Linked DNA regions of Homo sapiens: regions 2 and 3 are each linked to region 1. A link is an interaction called in ENCODE POLR2A ChIA-PET data of the cell type or tissue named here. Cell type or tissue: PC-9. All regions are shown on one strand. Each heading gives the region's core, and the rest is flanking DNA. Links, peaks and the distances in the headings are about the cores only.

Evidence for each region. Peaks named below come from ENCODE experiments on the same cell type or tissue, not always from the same donor. Only the 100,000 strongest peaks of a DNase experiment are listed, where the experiment ranks them.
Region 2: POLR2A ChIA-PET joins it to region 1 with 5 read pairs; 2 of 35 experiments call an interaction of 5 or more read pairs at or near these places.
Region 3: POLR2A ChIA-PET joins it to region 1 with 8 read pairs; 1 of 35 experiments calls an interaction of 5 or more read pairs at or near these places.

Annotation. Positions count from the first base shown.
Region 1 is chr19:7,616,724-7,622,822 of GRCh38, reverse strand. CAMSAP3 (calmodulin regulated spectrin associated protein family member 3) reads right to left here. Exons shown (of 17, transcript NM_020902.2): 15 at 5,385-5,497; 16 at 5,162-5,280; 17 at 4,519-5,071. The coding sequence ends at 4,766. XAB2 (XPA binding protein 2) reads left to right here. Exons shown (of 19, transcript NM_020196.3): 10 at 1-61; 11 at 162-293; 12 at 379-492; 13 at 1,526-1,688; 14 at 1,787-1,977; 15 at 2,154-2,276; 16 at 2,377-2,548; 17 at 2,748-2,877; 18 at 2,967-3,076; 19 at 3,176-3,298. The coding sequence ends at 3,237. It overlaps MIR6792 (microRNA 6792), which reads right to left and starts at 5,384; the gene lies at 5,318-5,384. In PC-9, for the core only: no CTCF peak of the experiment used is centred there; DNase peaks (open chromatin) are centred at 3,432 and 4,232; H3K4me3 peaks cover 974 bases; H3K27ac peaks cover 2,038 bases.
Region 2 is chr19:7,503,633-7,508,450 of GRCh38, reverse strand. It overlaps SAXO5 (stabilizer of axonemal microtubules 5), which reads right to left. Exons shown (of 9, transcript NM_198534.3): 3 at 4,227-4,330; 4 at 4,040-4,140; 5 at 3,015-3,127; 6 at 2,825-2,934; 7 at 2,286-2,487; 8 at 1,310-1,395; 9 at 1-245. The coding sequence ends at 21. Among named protein-coding and RNA genes, the nearest start is that of SAXO5, 8.5 kb to the right of the region's middle. RefSeq lists an enhancer at 214-508 and a silencer at 1,821-1,900. In PC-9, for the core only: no CTCF peak of the experiment used is centred there; DNase peaks (open chromatin) are centred at 340, 1,860 and 2,881; H3K4me3 peaks cover 1,097 bases; H3K27ac peaks cover 877 bases.
Region 3 is chr19:8,145,695-8,151,793 of GRCh38, reverse strand. It overlaps FBN3 (fibrillin 3), which reads left to right and starts at 2,202. Exons shown (of 64, transcript NM_032447.5): 1 at 2,202-2,345; 2 at 4,297-4,480; 3 at 4,608-4,690; 4 at 5,569-5,667; 5 at 5,856-5,951. The coding sequence starts at 4,314. RefSeq lists enhancers at 3,045-4,015, 4,016-4,987. In PC-9, for the core only: no CTCF peak of the experiment used is centred there; no DNase peak of the experiment used is centred there; H3K4me3 peaks cover 540 bases; H3K27me3 peaks cover 3,723 bases.

The DNA of each region.
Region 1 (6,099 bases), core at 1,489-5,488:
TCAGTGCGGAGAGCTGGAGCTCCGACACGAGAACTACGATGAGGCCTTGCGGCTGCTGCGAGTGAGAACAGGCCCAGGCTGTGGGGTGGGGGCTGCAGGTTGTAGGGCAAGGGCCAGGGACAGCCCCTGAGCGCCTCCCCGGCCACTGTCTGCCCCTGCAGAAGGCCACGGCGCTGCCTGCCCGCCGGGCCGAGTACTTTGATGGTTCAGAGCCCGTGCAGAACCGCGTGTACAAGTCACTGAAGGTCTGGTCCATGCTCGCCGACCTGGAGGAGAGCCTCGGCACCTTCCAGGTGAGCTGCCTGTGGCTGGGGAGGGACGGGGCCCCGGACTCAGCTCCAGAACCAGCTCCAACCTTTCCCATCCCCACCCCTGCAGTCCACCAAGGCCGTGTACGACCGCATCCTGGACCTGCGTATCGCAACACCCCAGATCGTCATCAACTATGCCATGTTCCTGGAGGAGCACAAGTACTTCGAGGAGAGCTTCAAGGTGAGGGGCTAGGGTGGACCCAGAGGCCCCTGATGGCAGTGTCCCCTCCCCAGGGGTCCTCAGCAACTTACGAATCTGCTGGGGCTTGTGTGACACAGTATACAGACTGGGTGACTTAAACAACAAAGATTTAGCTTCTCCCCGTCCTGGAGGCTGGAAGTCCAGGATCGAGGCATGGGCAGGGCTGGTTCCTCCTGAGGCCTCTCTCCTTAGCTTACAGACAGCCGCCTTCTCCCTATGTCTTTGTGTGGCCTTCTCTTTGTGTGTGTCACTTTTGAAATTTCCTCTTCTTATAAAGGACATCAGTCATAATGGATTAGGTGGCCCCTAACGACCTCAGTTTAACTTAGTGATCTCATCTTCAAACGAATCTACTTTCTGAGGTACTGGGGGTTAAGATTTGAGCATATGAATGTTTTGAGGGGGGCACAGTTCATTCCATAGCAGGCACAGAATCCTACTTCCACGTGCACCCATGACTCATGGGGAGGGTGTTGGTGCCAGTGTGTGCGGGCTCTCCCTGCCCCGCTGCTCAGGAGACGGGTTGTGGGGTCCAGGGGGTGGGTTGCGTGTCCGTGGGAAGGCCATGTCCCGCGGCCGGAGCAGTCATGTTTGAGTGTGTGTTTCTATGGATCGTGTGGGCATTATACAGATACACAAATGGGGAGGTCGTACATGCATACGCGTGCTACTGCCTGCCCCTCTGTCAGGGGGTGCGGCCTTCTCCCTGGGGACAGGCAGCCAGCGTCAGCGGAGCTGGGGAGCCACCCACCTTCACCCATCATGTCACCTCCTATGGGGCCAGACTGTGCTTAGCAGGTCCCATTGCACCCCTGTTCTTGGGGTTCTCACAGAGGGAGACAGTGCAGAGGACAGACCCCCACAACTGCCATTAGGGACAGGGAGGCGTGGACAGGGAAGGGCCCCAAGGGAGTTCCTGGCAGGCTCCCTACAGACGCCACCCAAGGACATCCCGGGTGCCTGGTGGTCTCTATCTGCAGACTCTCACATGTGACTCTCCCTCTGGTAACAGGCGTACGAGCGCGGCATCTCGCTGTTCAAGTGGCCCAACGTGTCCGACATCTGGAGCACCTACCTGACCAAATTCATTGCCCGCTATGGGGGCCGCAAGCTGGAGCGGGCACGGGACCTGTTTGAACAGGCTCTGGACGGCTGCCCCCCAAAATATGCCAAGAGTGAGGCGGGCAGAGGGCATGGGGGGGGTGGCGGGCGGGCTGGGTTTCTGACTGGCCCCGGCTGACCGTGCTCCCCTCTCCCCGCCTACCCCGCCCAGCCTTGTACCTGCTGTACGCACAGCTGGAGGAGGAGTGGGGCCTGGCCCGGCATGCCATGGCCGTGTACGAGCGTGCCACCAGGGCCGTGGAGCCCGCCCAGCAGTATGACATGTTCAACATCTACATCAAGCGGGCGGCCGAGATCTATGGGGTCACCCACACCCGCGGCATCTACCAGAAGGCCATTGAGGTACCCACCGTGGGGGGCTGGGCCGGGGCCAGAGGTCCCTGAGCAGACGGAAGGGGTCCAGGCAGGTGGGAGGGGCTGAGGAGGAGCCTTCTGGAAGCACAGGGATGGCCATGGTGTGTTGGGAGCCCCCGAGCTACCCCGGCCTCACTCCCGGCCTCCCCAACCCCGGTGTCCAGGTGCTGTCGGACGAGCACGCGCGTGAGATGTGCCTGCGGTTTGCAGACATGGAGTGCAAGCTCGGGGAGATTGACCGCGCCCGGGCCATCTACAGCTTCTGCTCCCAGATCTGTGACCCCCGGGTAGGGCTGTGGGGAGGGACGGGTATCAGGGTTGGGGGCTGCGGCGGAGTCAGCCAGCTCACGGGCACACACACCCACCCCTGCCCTGCCCCCCACGCAGACGACCGGCGCGTTCTGGCAGACGTGGAAGGACTTTGAGGTCCGGCATGGCAATGAGGACACCATCAAGGAAATGCTGCGTATCCGGCGCAGCGTGCAGGCCACGTACAACACGCAGGTCAACTTCATGGCCTCGCAGATGCTCAAGGTCTCGGGCAGTGCCACGGGCACCGGTGAGCCGTCCCAGCTGGCTGAGTTCCTGATCCAGGGCATCTCAGCCCGGCCTGACCTGGGCTTTCCGGGTCTGGGAGCCTCGGATCCTGATGGCAATCTCCTTGAGGGCTGGGCCATCACCTGGGGGACTGGGATAGTGCAACGTCCGATGTGTGGGAGGGGCCCCCGTGGCGCTGACCCCCTGCTCCCACCCCCTAGTGTCTGACCTGGCCCCTGGGCAGAGTGGCATGGACGACATGAAGCTGCTGGAACAGCGGGCAGAGCAGCTGGCGGCTGAGGCGGAGCGTGACCAGCCCTTGCGCGCCCAGAGCAAGATCCTGTTCGTGAGGTGAGGGCGGATCCTTGGACGGGACAGGACTGGGACAGGTCCCAAGGGGGCCCGGGGTGGGGAACTGAGGCAGCATGGCCCGTCCCTAGGAGTGACGCCTCCCGGGAGGAGCTGGCAGAGCTGGCACAGCAGGTCAACCCCGAGGAGATCCAGCTGGGCGAGGACGAGGACGAGGACGAGATGGACCTGGAGCCCAACGGTGAGGGCCCGGCTGGGGCGGGGACGGTGGCATTACCAGGGTGGGCCTCGGGGGACAGGCCAACGCCAGGAGGGTGACTGGCTCCCGCCTTCCCCACAGAGGTTCGGCTGGAGCAGCAGAGCGTGCCAGCCGCAGTGTTTGGGAGCCTGAAGGAAGACTGACCCGTCCCTCCCCCATCCCCCCTCCCCACCCCCTCCCCAATACAGCTACGTTTGTACATCATGGTCTGAGCCTCCTTCCTGCTGCCCAGGTGCCCGAGGGAGTACAGCTCAGGAGTGCCTGGCCCTGGGCCGGGATTGGCTGCTGTGGGAGGTGGGGCGGCTGGGCCCCAGGCCAGATACTGCCCGGCCTCACCCCGCAGAGCCAGTTCTGGACTCGAGAGGCCAGTCCCTCCGCTGCCTGGGGCCTTGGAGTGGGTCCTGCCCGGAAACTTCCTTGAGCCTCTGTAGCCTGGGAAGGGCAATCCAGCCCCTGGCTGCCCAGGTCTCGCCAGCCCCTGCCTCTCAGAGCCCTTCTGTGGCCCCAGGCAGCTGCCGCCTCCCTGGGGTGGCACCCACTGTCTGTTCCCCACTAGGGACTGGCCCTTGCCCTCAAGTCTTGGAGTCAGGCAGGCTCTGGCCCAGCTCTGGGAACTGATTAGTAACGCGTTTCTGTGCCTGGACGGGGGCCAGGCGCCAGACCTTGTGCACGGCCCAGGACCAGGGCGTGGTCCTTAGTCCTAAGCCTGGGAAGCCATTAGCGGGCTGTAGGCTATTAAGGGGTTTTAAGTATCAAGGGATATAATCAGATTTGTGCTTCGAACGGGTCACACAGGCTGCTGTGTGGGCAGGAGGCAGCTGGGGACATGGGGAGGCCCAGGCCATTGGCTTGGACTTTGCAGGGAGGTGACAGGGCTGGAGAGAAGCGAGTGAGACAGGAGGGGAGGGCTGAGCTGTGTAGAACTGGGCGGCAGCTGGGAAGCCAGTGCCAGCCTGGGTTGCAGGGCAGGCCTTGCATCTGAGAGAGACACCCAGGCAATGGCAGGGGGCAACTGGATTGTCAAACACAGATCTCAGAGAAACCTGGAATCACTGGCCCAGAGGTAGATGCCAGGCCTGGAAACACCAGGCTGGCCAGGGGAGACAAGATCAAGTTAGAAGTTGGCCCCATGCCAAACGCTGGTTAGGGCCAGTAACAACAGCCACACAGACCAGGAGAATCCAGCAAGCGGGGGTGGCCAAGGCCACAGGAAGGGCCAGTGGGACACCTCGAGCCTGAGAGATCAGTTCAGAGGCAGCTTCGAAACAGCCCTGGCTGGGGGCTGGGAGTGCCCTGGCTGAAGCTGCATTAGGGGATTATGGGGGTTGAAGACAGGAGTTGGTTTGAGAAAGAACAGGAGACTAAAAACACAGCCAGGGAGTGTGGGACCCCGGCCAGCCTCGGAGGGGGGGACAAGGTTCAACTTCTCTTTAAATTATTTTATTCAAGAAGTGGGGGAGGACAGACAAGGGGACTGAGCTGAGCCCTGAGTCCCTGAACCTCCCAGCTCAGCCCCCACAGCAGGACTGGACTCAAAGTCAGAGGGTGGAGACTCCAGCCCCACCCAGACACGGTTGGGGACAGACAGGACCCAGGAATACCGACTGACTGTCCTCCAGGGGATGGCGGCCGCAGCACACAGGGCCCGGCCCGTGGACCGCCCGGGTGGGGCTATTTGGGGGTGCCGCCGCCCTTCTTGGGAGTGGTGGGTTTCTTGCCCTGCCAGAGGTGTCCCTGGATGGTGAAGGCATCGACGCTCATGGACATGGTCTTGGCGGGGATCTGGGTGAAGCGCTTGCGGTCCGAGTTGTACTTGTAGATGCCTTCCACCATGGCGGGCGTGACGGTCCGGGGCCCATACCCTGCCAGCCGCGACAGCTCCTCTGTCTCCCCCGACAGCGTGTAGAGCGCCCGGAACTGGCAGCTCGAGTCGCGAAAGAGGATCAGGAAGTGGTTGGCCTTGCTTTTCTCAATTTCCTGGGCAGGAGTGCTGGAAATGGTCAGCTGGCCAAGTCAGGCCACCCACCCACCCACCAGCCCCCAACTCCCACGTGTGGGCGGGCTCACCTCCAGAATGCGATTCTTCTGCGGTTCGTTCACCTTGCCCGCCAGGCAGCAGTGTGATAGGGCATTGTGGATGATGAACTTGTTGGACTTGGCGCTGGGTTCTTTGTACAGCCGTGGACCTAGAGGGTGAGGCAGTGGGAGGGGGTGGGGGGCAGCAGGAATGAGCAGGGGCTGTGGAGGAGGGTGCCTGTTGCTCCTCACATCACCCAGAGCCCCTGCTTACCTGTGTACTCGGGCACTGACGCTGGGGAGGAGGCATTGCTGCCATTTTCCCAGTCCCGTTCGCGGCTTCCAGGCAGGCGGCTTGGGGACATGAGACCTGACGGGGAGGGAGCCCTGCAGTGGGAGAAGGATGGGATGGAGGTGGGGTCAGGATGGGATGGAGGTGGGGTCAGAGATGGGAAGCTTCCCTATGTGCAGAGGGGCCAAGGAAAATAAGGGCCACGGCTGGGCATCGTGGCTCATGCCTGTAATCCCAGCACTTCGGGAGGCCAAAGCGGGCAGATCACTTGAGGTCGGGAGTTCGAGGCCAGCCTGGCCAACATGGTGAAACACCGTCTCTACAGGCACGGGTAACCCCAGCTACTCAGGAGGCTGAGGCACGAGAATCACTTGCACCCAGGGGGCGGAGGTTGCCGTGAGCCAAGATTGCGCCACTGCACTCCAGCCTGGGCGACACAGCAAGACTCCCTCTCAAAAAAACAAAAAAAAAAAAAAAAAAAAAAAAGGCGGGCCACACACACTGCAGAGGAGGCGGTATACACTGCACACCCTCCCAAGTCCATGCAGTGCCCCGTGCTGTCCTCCTCCCACAGGAACACCTGGCACTCAAGTGCACTGAGGCACATGCTTGAGTCCTGTCTGCCAGGTACAGACTATGCCCCATGCACACGTGCCCACACGCGTCCCTCCATCTCTTCATGGCGTATCCATAAACT
Region 2 (4,818 bases), core at 1-4,000, 110 kb after region 1:
GAATGTTGCCAAGATGGCATTTATTGCTGGCTGGGGCACAGGTACATAGGGGGCTGGGGGACCAGAGGGTCTATCTTCTCCCTGCAGCCGCGCTGGTGAGGCGTGCCCAGGGGCACGAAGCCCTCCTGAGGATTTTTCAGTCTCAGGGCTGCTGGGCCCTGGTACTTGAAAGGAAACTCGTCCTTGTATTGTGTTGAGAAGAAGCGCAGTCCACCCAGAGGGGGCTCCATGTGGCTGTACTTGCACTGTGGAGACAGGGTGGACAGCCTGGCAGGGCAGCCTGGGAGGTGGCCGATCCACCCTGTCCACCCCAGGATCTCCAGGCCTGATGAGTCAGGGGGCGGGGCCAGGCAGGGCAGGCTAGCTGGTCGGGGCGGAGCCAGTGTCTGACCAAGGAGGATGGTTAAGACTGGGTAAGAGAGGATAGGGAAAGGGGCGAGGCTATGGCCAGAAGGGTGGAGTTATGCAGGGGCGGGGCTTGGCCACGAAGGGGCGGGATTGTCCAGGGGCGGAGTTGGGGTTCTGGTCAATTTGGGGTGGGATTTAGCCCTTCAGAAGGTGAAGCCTGGGGTAAGGTGGGGCCGCCTAGGGACAGAGCCAGAGCATCAAAGGCTGGGGAGGTTGAACTCTGGGGAGAGGTGGGCAAAAAGGGCCCCAGGCTGGGCTGAATGAGGAGCTGGATAAGAAGATGGAGAGAAACCAGGGGTGTCCCTGGAAGGACTCCAGGGCTGGGGTGATCCTGGGTGGCTCTGAATTAACCCTCGTCTTGGGTATAACAGTGGTGGTGGTGCAAAGATGCCCCTGAGCTGACCTTGACATGACCCTGGGGGGTGAGCTAGAGATGACCTCTATTTTTTTTTTTCCTTTTTTTGAGGCAGAGTCTTGCTCTGTTGCCCAGCCCAGAGTGCAATGGTGCGATCTTGGCTCACTGAAACCTCTGCCTCCCTGGTTCAAGCAATTCTGTCTCAGCCTCCCTAGTAGCTGGGATTACAGGCATGCGCCACCATGCCTGACTAATTTTTGTATTTTTAGTAGAGACGGGGTTTCACCATGTTGGCCAGGCTGGTCTCGAACTCCTGACTTCAGGTGATCCGCCTGCTTCGGCCTCCCAAAGCGCTGGGATTACAAGCGTGAACCACTGCACCCGGCCAAGCTAGGGATGATCTTCAGGCTGAAGGGATATTAAGATGCCCCCGAGCCTGGGTGATCACTAACTCTGAGACAGGGTGACAGCATAGTCGTCCTGAGATAACTCTACACCAATGTGGGGGTTGCCTAATGATGGGTGGCTCCCCTCCGCCTCCCTTACCCGCTGTAGCATCTCTTCAGTCACCGGGGCCGGAGGTGTTCTGTGTGGCTTCAGCATCTTCTGGTTCATGGTTAAAAAATCGAATTCTGGAGATTCAGGTTGGGGAGGCTGAGTGAGGGCTGTGGGCCGAGGCGGGGCTGAGGGTGTGGTGAAGTTCAAGGGAAGGGTTCAAGAGCCAAGCCCAGGCCAGCGCTGAAGTTGACCAGGGGAGAAAAATGGATTAGGAGAGGGGGGAGGGAGGAGCCAAAGAAGGAGGGAGAAGCCAGAGGAAGGGGGAGGAGCTGGGAAAGAGGGAGGAGCTGGGAAAGAGGTAGGCGCTGGGGAAGAGGGAGGAGGTGGGGGAGGAGGAAGGAGCCAGGGGAGGAGAGAGGAGCTGGGGAAGAGGGAGGAACTGGGAAAGAGGGAGGAGCTGGGACAAAGGAAGGAGCCAGAGAAAGGGGGAGGAGCTTGGGAAGAGGGAGGAGCTGGAGGAGGACGGAGGAGCTAGGGGAGGAACCCAGAGCTAGGGCATAGGGCTAAGAAGGTCAGGGGCGGGGCCGGGCCAGATGAGTCTGTGGGCAGGGCCAGGCAGGGCAGGCTAGCGGGTCAGGGGCGGAGCCAGAGTCTGACAATGGAAGAGGAGTTAAGACTGGATAAGAGAGGATGGAGAAGGGGCAGGGCCGTGTCCAGAAGGATGGAGTTATGAAGGGGAGAGGCATGGCCATGAAGGGGCGGGATTATCCAGGAGCAGAGTTGGGGTTCTGGTCAATTGGGGGTGGGATTTAGCCTTTCAGGGGATGAAGCCGGGGGAGGGGAGGGCTGGTTAGGGGCGGGGCCAGAGCAGTGGCAAGGGCGAGGCTTCCAGGGCTGGGCTTCCCGGGACGGGGCTCCGTGGGGGCGGGGCTCCATGGGGAGGGGCTCCATGGGGGCGGGGCTTTCGGGGGTGGGGCTTCCCGGGGCGGGGCTCCATGGGGCGGGGCTTCCCGGGAGCGCTCACCGCCCGTGCCCCGCGGCAGGTAGCTTTGCTGCAAGTGGAGGTTGGGCGCTTTCTGCACCTGTCTCCACTCTGAAGGGCAGTAGTCCGAGCCCATGGTGGTCTTGAAGAAGCGTTTGAGTAGCTTTGGCTCCCCTAGGGTCACATGACTCTGCAATTTCTCATGAGGCACGTGGCGGCTGGGTGGCTGGGTCGGGGGTGGCGGCTGTAGGACCACATGGCATTTGAAAGCTCCGGCGTCCGAGAGGTCCCCGGGCCCGGGGGGGAGGGAGGAGGTGGGCTCTGTGTGACCTTGGACAGCTCCCTCACCCCTTCTGGGCCCCACCTGGTAGCACTGGGAGTTGGTACTCTTATCTCATTTTACAGAAGGAGCCACGGAGGAGGATCGGAGTGGTTAAGTGACTCGCCCTAGATCACTCAAGTACATCCAGGAGATTCCTGCATACATATCAAGCTCACTCCCACTTTGGGACTTCTGCACCTGCTATTTGCTCTGTCTGGGAAGCCCTTTTCCCTGCCGCCTTTTCGCTCTTCCTGCTCACCTGGCCGTAGAAGTACTGCATGAAGGTGTCCAGACTGCCGGGGCCGGGGCACCAATTTCCTTTCAGGATGTGCGACTCCGGAGTCTGATCGTGGTGAAGAACAAAAGGCTCTGCCAGAAGCGGAACAGGTGCAGAGCTGCCCTGGGAGGCTGCGGTGGGAGGCGGGACGGGGCGGGCCTCAGGCTCTCACCTGGCTCCCTGGCATAGAAGTGCTCGGCCTTGGTGGTCCTGTCGCGGAAGAGGCCGTCACCAGGACGGATATTTACACAGTGGATGTGGGCTGTGGCCTGGGCCTTGTCATACCTGTACGTAGTGTATTATTCCATCAAGAATAAGGTAAAGTGGGCTGGGCATGGTGGCCCACCCCTGTAATCTCAGCACTTTGGGAGGCTGAGGTGGGTGGATCACCTGAGGTCAGGCTTTTGAGAACAGATTGGCAAAAATGGTGAAACCCCATCTCTACTAAAAATACAAAATTAGCCGGGCATGGTGGCACATGCCTGTAATTCCAGCTACTCGGTAGGCTGAGGCAGGAGAATTGCTTGAACCCGGGAGGCGGAGGTTGCAGTGAGCTGAGATTGTGCCACTGCACTCAAGCCTGGGCAACAGAGCGAGACTACGTCTCAAAAAAAAAAAAAGAAAAAAAAAAAGAAGAAGAAGAAGCTAAAGTGGATCCATCTGGGGCCTTGCAACCCCCAGAAAGAGGGAGGGGAGCAGGGTTTCCTAATGACCAAGCTGTGGGGCTCTGATAATGAGAGATCTGGCACAATAGTGCACCTTGGCTACCAGTGACAGAGACCTCAGAGGCAGAGTATGGGCCCTAAAGCCCTAAGGGGCAAATACCACATGCTACTGAAAGCCAGTTGTCCCATCTGGGTGGGAAGGCAGTGCCCCCTCGTCCCCCACTTTTTTTTTTTTTTTGAGATGGAGTCTTGCTCTGTCGAACAGGCTGGAGTGCAGTGGTGCAATCTTGGCTCACTGCAGCCTCCGCCTCCCGGGTTCAGGCGATTCTCCTGCCTCAGCCTCCGGAGTAACTGGGATTACAGGCGCCCACCACCACACCCGGCTAATTGTTGTATTTTTAGTAGAGACAGGGTTTCACCATATTGGCCAGGCTGGTCTCGAGCTCCTGACCTCATGATCTGTCTGCCTCAGCCTCCCAAAGTGCTGGGATTACAGGCATGAGCCACCGTGCCCGCAGTGGCCCCTTTATACCTATCTTCAGGCAGATCCTGGGGCCTGTAGGCCTGTTTCTGCTCCGAACACGTTGATCCATAGCTGATCTTGCAGTCTCCCAGCTCCACTCCGGAGGAGGCCTGTGGGCAGACAGGGATAGGAAGGCCCAAACCACCCAGCCCCCAATTCTGCCCCCGCCTGCAGCCCCAACACAGCCTCAATTTACCCTCTTACACCTCAAGGCAGGTGGGCCTGGCAGGGCCTGGAACTGTCTTTGGTAGGAAGTCCCATCTTGTCTCGTGTAGTCCCACTTGAGGGTGTTGGGGCCCCCTTAGGATAGGCAAGGGGGATGGGGGGAGAGAGAGAGAGATTGAGATTCCCTGCCATCTCAAGCCCTCTGGAAGGAATTCTATTTCTTGCCTGGGAAGGGGAGCTGGGCCATTCTGAACAGTGTAGACTGAGAGCTGTCTGGCAAACACCAAAAGATAAAAATAAAAATAAAATAAATTATACTAAAAGCCAGGTGCAATGGCCCATGCCTGTAATCCCAGCTATTCAGGTGGCTGAAGTGCAAAGATGGGCTTGAGCCCATCTTGAGCTGGAGACCAGCTTGGGCAACATAGTAAGACCCTCATCTCTAAAAAATAATGATAAATTTAAAAATACAGCCAGGTGTGGTGGCTCATGCCTGTAATCCCAGCACTTTGAGAGGCCAAGGCAGGTGGATCACCTGAGGTCAGGAGTTCAAGACCAGCCTGATCAATACGGTGAAACCCCATCCCTACCAAAAATATAAAAATTAGCCGGGTGTGTTGGCA
Region 3 (6,099 bases), core at 800-4,799, 530 kb before region 1:
CCCGGTGCTTGTCCCCGTGCCCATGTAAGATTCATTTGTTGCAGAACAAATCTGGGTGGACCTTGGCAGAGGAGCCTGGAAAGAGGTGTCCAAGGTGGCCGGGGAAACTGGTTTGTCCACAATAGCCCCTGGGCCCACCCTCCAACAGGAACCCCACCCCCCTGTCTCTGCTGGGCCACCTCCATCCTGGGGTTCCCTCCCCAGTCCACCCTCCCCATGCCCCAGCACCCCACCTGACCCTTCTCACAGGGTCCACGGGCCCCTCCCTTGGCCAGGATGACTGGATCTTGTCCCTGAAGTCGGCGTCTGTCCCATGCTCCCCGAGCCCAGCCCTGGGGCCCTCAATGCTCCCCGGACACAGTCTAAGACCTGGAAGTGGAGCCTTGGGAGAACCTCCCCTTTCTGTGAGTCCACCGTGTCTCCCCTCAGAGGTGGGGGGGGAGCCTGCTGAGGGCTCCTCGGTGCTTCTAGCCTCTTCTTATGTTTCCTGCTTTCCTCTTGCTCCCTCCCCTTCTCCTCTCTCCTAAAGTTCCAACCTCACTCCATCCAGGCATGTTTGTTCTAAGTTCTCTCCTTCTCCAGGCCTTTGCCTGTTCTGTTTCCTCCAGCAAACTCCTATGCAACTGTCAAAACCTACTTCAAAAATCCCCTTCTGGGCCAGACTCGGTGGCTCACGCCTGTAATCTCAGCACTTTGGGAGGCCGAGGCAGGTGGATCACGATGTTAGGAGTTCGAGACCAGCCTGGCCAACATGGTGAATCCCCGTCTCTACTAAAGATACAAAAAATTTACCGGGCATGATGGCACAAGCCCGTAATCCCAGCTACTCGGAAGGCTGAAGCAGGAGAATTGCTTGAACCTGGGAGGTGGAGGTTGTAGTGAGCCAAGATCGTGCCATTGCACTCCAGCCTGGGTGACAGGGCAAGACTTTGTCTCAAAAAACAAACAAAACAAAACATAAACAAAATCCTCTCCCTCCCTGCAAATTGTGAGTTTACCCTATTGAACTCCCAAAGCTGACTTGCTGAATATACTCCCACCATAGCACTTCCGGAATGGAGACAGGGTCTCCAATTTTTGGAGATAGGGTCTTGCTCAGTTGCCCAGGCTGGAGTGCAGTGGCACAATCATAACTCACTGCAGCCTCAACCTCCTAGGCTGAAGCAGTCCTCCTGCCTCAGCCTCCTGAGTAGCTGGGACTATAGATGCATGCCACCAGGCCTGGCTAATTCTTTTTAATTTTTTTTTTTTTTTTTTTTTTAGAGATGGGGTCTCACTATGTTACCCAGGTTAGTCTCGAACTCCTGGTTTCAAGCCCACTGGGCTTACTTATTTATTAGATTCCGGAAGTACTGTGGTGGGGGGATATTCAGCACAATCAGCTTTGGGAGTTCAATAGAGTAAACTCACAATTTGCGGATAGGGAGGGAATTTTTGAACTGGACTTTGACAGATGCGTAGGAGTTTGCTGGATGGAGTAACAGCTTCAGGCCCAACGCACAGCTTCTGACAGATCCCCATGTTAAGGGTCTATTCTCAAAGGTATGAAGGTAGTGGAAAAGCCTAGAAATTTTTGTTTGGAGTACTGACAACAGATAGGGAGCCAAAATTCTTGTCTGGTCCCTTTGGTAGGTGGACAAACAGGTTCAAAGAGATTTGAAAGTTTACACCGTTTGAATTGTTAACCTCTTCATTTTGAGAACCAGATGAAAAACCTGGGCCCTTCTCCCTGGGAAATACAGCTTTGCCCAATGTTTTGTCAACATATTTAGGGGCCCCTGATCTCAGCCTAGTTAAGAATCCAGGCTCCAAGAGCCAGGTGAGTTTCCAACGTCACTCTCGCAATTCTCCTTGCTCGAGGGAGGGGGTGGCGGCTTGGGAGGCCCTGAGAGGGCCGCCCAGGTGAGTCCCGGGACTTCTCTGCCCAGGCTGTCGTCCAGGCCCTCCAAAAGTCAGAGCCCCACCTCCACCTTAGTCTCGATCCGAAAACGCGGCCCCGGCAGCCCCTACTAGGCGCCCCCAGCCCGCCCTCACATCCCTCCAGTCCATCGGAGTTTTTCACTCGGAGCCCCGGACCCTCCCCCGAGCCGCAGCCTCTCTCCCCGCCCCGGATCGGAGCCCCCCGTCCCCGCCCCGGGAGCTAAGAGGTGCAAACGCGCCCTCCTCCAACTCCTCCCGCCCCCAACTCCCCCCCGAGTGGCAGCTCTGGGCTGGGAACGCGGCGGGGTCGGCCTCTCGGCTTTGCGTTCCCGCCCCGGGTCCCCGGCGCCGCAGGAGCCCGCCCTGCAGCGCTGAGTCCCGCGCGTCCGCCTGCCGTGCCCGCCTCCACGCGCGCCGCCTCGCAGGTAGGTGAAGGCGCGGGGCCAGCGGCGGGGCGAGATCGCGGGCGCTGAAGGGTGGAGAAGGCGGGGGCGGGGGGGCCGGCAGGGGGAGGGGGAGAGGATTCCTTTGTTCGCAGCCGGGCAGCCCCGGGCCCAGCCCCCTCCCCTCTCCGCCTTCTAGTGGCGCCCGCCGCAGTGGGGAGTGGGGGCGCGGGGACCCGGCGGGAGGGGCTCGGCCGGGGCGCGGGGCCCCTGACCCCACAGGTGAGGGCGGAGCCAAGCGTGGTCGCGGCCGGGGGCCCTGCCGGGTGGAGATCGCGCCCCGCGGGCTCCGGGGGCGCCCCCTCCCCGTCGGCGAAGCTTGGTATCCCTCGCTGTTTGGCCCTCAGCCTCCACACCCCGTGCCGGGCGCGCCTTCTCTGCTCATTCATTCCACAAACTCCAGGGTGTGGCTCGCAGAAGCAGCGGTGTGTAGGGGGGACCGAGGCAAATCAGGCCAGAGACTCCCCCCACCTAATTCCCCCACCCGACCCGAGGCAGGGGGCTGGGGCGGAGGGAGTGGGGGAGGAGGGCTTGCAAGCCCCGAGGCTGCTTGGAGTCCACGGAGCCTCAGAGTGCGGACTGACCCGGACAACTGAGAAGAAAAAGAGGGCGCCCCTCTCCAGCCAGCCAACCCTCCAACGTTGACAGGGGTCTCTCCCTTCTCCGGGGCCTTTGGACAACCAGGTTGGCCCAGAGAGGGGCGTGGCCAAGACCACACAGCAGGGCTCCCCGCCCATTCTCCACCTAGGGCCGGTTCCTTTCCTCCCTGGAACCTGAATGGAACAGGAAGGCCACTTGGTCTGGCTTCTCTCCCTCAAGTATTTTGCCTCCACCCTCCAAACGGTCGTCTCCTGTCCCGGTCTTCTCCCTCCCGTCCTTCATGGCCCAGGAAAGACCCAGCCAAGGGGGGCAGGAGCGAGTTCCGTTCCTGATCTTCTTCCCCTCCTTCTTCTCTTCGTGGGCTTAAGCTCCGGCTTAGCCCCTCACTCATGGTGTGATGGCCTTAGTTTGTGCATCTGTGAAATGGGCACAGAAGCGGTCCCTTCCCTGCTGGGCACAGGGTTACTCTCTGCATTGGGAAGTTCCAGCCCCTGCCTGGGCCCCCTGCCCAGGGAGGCATCCAGCCCTGACCTGGGAGCAGTGAACAGTCAGAGGAGGCTTCCTGGAGGAGGTGTGATGTTAGAAAAGGGTCTTGCGGCTAAGGGTGCACAGCCCAGGCAAGACCGGCGTGGGATGTGGAGGCGAGGGGACACAGGGCCAGGTGGGGCCAGGCATTGCAGGAGTGGGGGTATCTGTGTCACAGAGGGACAGTGGGGTTGTTGCCTTCCACGACTTACCATCTTCCTCCTACCCTGGACGCTCTCTGGGCTCCACCGTCCCAGCTAGAACTTTGGGAATCTCCTCAATGCCCTCCACCTCCCACGACATGAGCCTCCCATTCCTCTCCTCTCTCTCCCATCTGGACAGCCCCCAGCCTTCTGACACCCTGTTTCCCCCCCGGGACCCTGCTGCCCTTCCCCACACCACCTAACATGCATTTCTGACCTTGCTCCTCCCACTCAAAGCTTTTCAAGGGCTCTTCATTGTCCTTGACGAATGAGCAAAAGCTGCATGACACTGCTATGCCCACTCCTGCAACGCCTGGCCCCACCTGGCCCCACCTGGCCCTCTCTCCCCTCCCTTCCACTTCCCACTCCCGTCTTGCCTTGGCTGTGCACCCTCAGCCCCAAGACCCTTCTCTAACATCACACCTCCTCCAGGAAGCCTCCTCTGACTGTTCACCGCTTCCCGGTTGGGGCTGGATGCCTCCTTGGGCTCCCAGAGGCCCCGGGGCTGCCCCATTTGGCAACCACCCTGCCCTCCTCGTTGTGTTGGGTCCCCCATGGCTAGGGTGGGGGGCTCATCTAGGGCTGACTCTGCTTCCTCTCCGCAGCCTCCAGGGGACACGCCATGACTCTGGAGGGTCTGTATTTGGCAAGGGGCCCCCTGGCCCGGCTCCTGCTGGCCTGGTCGGCCCTGTTGTGCATGGCAGGTGGCCAAGGCCGCTGGGACGGGGCCTTGGAGGCTGCAGGTCCTGGACGTGTGCGGAGGCGGGGCAGCCCAGGCATCTTGCAGGGGTGCGTGGTACCTGGGATGCTGGGAGACCCCTTCGGTGTGGATTGGGCTGTCCTGGGGCCAGCGGAATACCCGGGGGGATGTCCACACGGGCAGGGGCTCACCAGACCCATCTCGCTGTCCCCGAAGGCCGAATGTGTGCGGCTCCCGGTTCCATGCCTACTGCTGTCCAGGCTGGAGGACATTCCCTGGCAGGAGCCAGTGTGTCGTACGTGAGTGCTACCGCCGTCTGGAGGTGGGGGGGCACAGGCCGGGGACACTCTTACCTGCCTGCAGGTTCAGCTCTGTTTACACGGGGACTTAGCCAGGGACCTCTGGCTGAACCACAGGAATGGCCCTTGCATCTGCGTCTGTCCTCAGGGTTCCAGGCCAACCTGCCATGTTCATTTCCTTTGCCCTACAACCTCCTTGTGTCTGTCTGTCTCTCTGGTTCCCTTGCTTTGTCTCTGCCTCTCTCTATTCATCTCTGCTCATGTCTCTCTCTGTTGGTTTCTTTTCTTTATTATTATTATTTTTAGAGATGGGGGTCTCTGTGTTGCTCAGGCTGGTCTCAAACTCTGGCCTCAAGCGATTTTCCCATCTCAGCCTCCCAAAGTGCTAGGATTCCAGGTGTGAGCCACTGCACCTGGCCTCTCTCTGTTGGTTACTGTCTCTCTATCTAACTGATTCTCTCTCTCTCTGTTTCTCTGAGTCTCTCTCTGTTTGTCTCTCTCTGGCCTCACCCTCTCTTTCTGTTTCTGTCTCTGGAATCTGACTCCACTTCCCAGGAGACACCCAACCTCAGTATCCAGGACCCCAGCACCTCCAGCTCTGTCCTCACAGCTCAGCAGCTCTGGCCCAAAGAGCATTCTCTCCCCATGGCTCTAGCAGAGTCCCCAACCCACAGCCTGGGTCACACACCCTGCCCAGCCCAGCCCGAGAGTGGGGGGACATCCCATGAAAACAGGGGTGGGGTGTGCTATGAGCAGAGCCGGGGATGCAGATGACCAGCAGCGTCCACTGAGGTGTTCCGGCCAGCCCGGACACCAATGGAGCAGGGACGGCCCAGGCTCGGTCCTGGTCTTGACTGCCACCCGCTGCACTCATCCAGCCATCTGTAGGCGCGCCTGCGGTGAAGGCTTCTGCTCCCAGCCCAACCTGTGCACCTGTGCGGATGGGACGCTGGCTCCCAGCTGCGGGGTGAGCCGAGGTGAGCGGGAAGCGGCCTCTTGCGGGAGGGAGAAGAAGTTCACAGGGTTCTGGTTGCCACGAGGAGCCTGGGCTGCTTTTGTTGAAGGACAGGAGCGGGGCTGAGCATGCCTAGTCCTGCAGCCTTCCTAGGAGGGCATCTCGGGGCCCATCTCCACATTACTATGCGTCCTGCCTTCCTGTCCCCAGGGTCAGGGTGCAGTGTGAGCTGTATGAATGGGGGCACCTGCCGGGGGGCGTCCTGTCTGTGTCAGAAGGGCTACACAGGCACCGTGTGTGGGCAGCGTGAGTATCCCCATGGGACTCCCCTCTTTGCACACCTGGGACTGTGATCCCAGAGTATTAGTCTCTGCTGCCACCTGCCCACTGCCCAGGGTTCCTTCTTCCTGGACTGGAGATTGCAGGGGACGTTTATTGCCACAGTCTCTTTTTT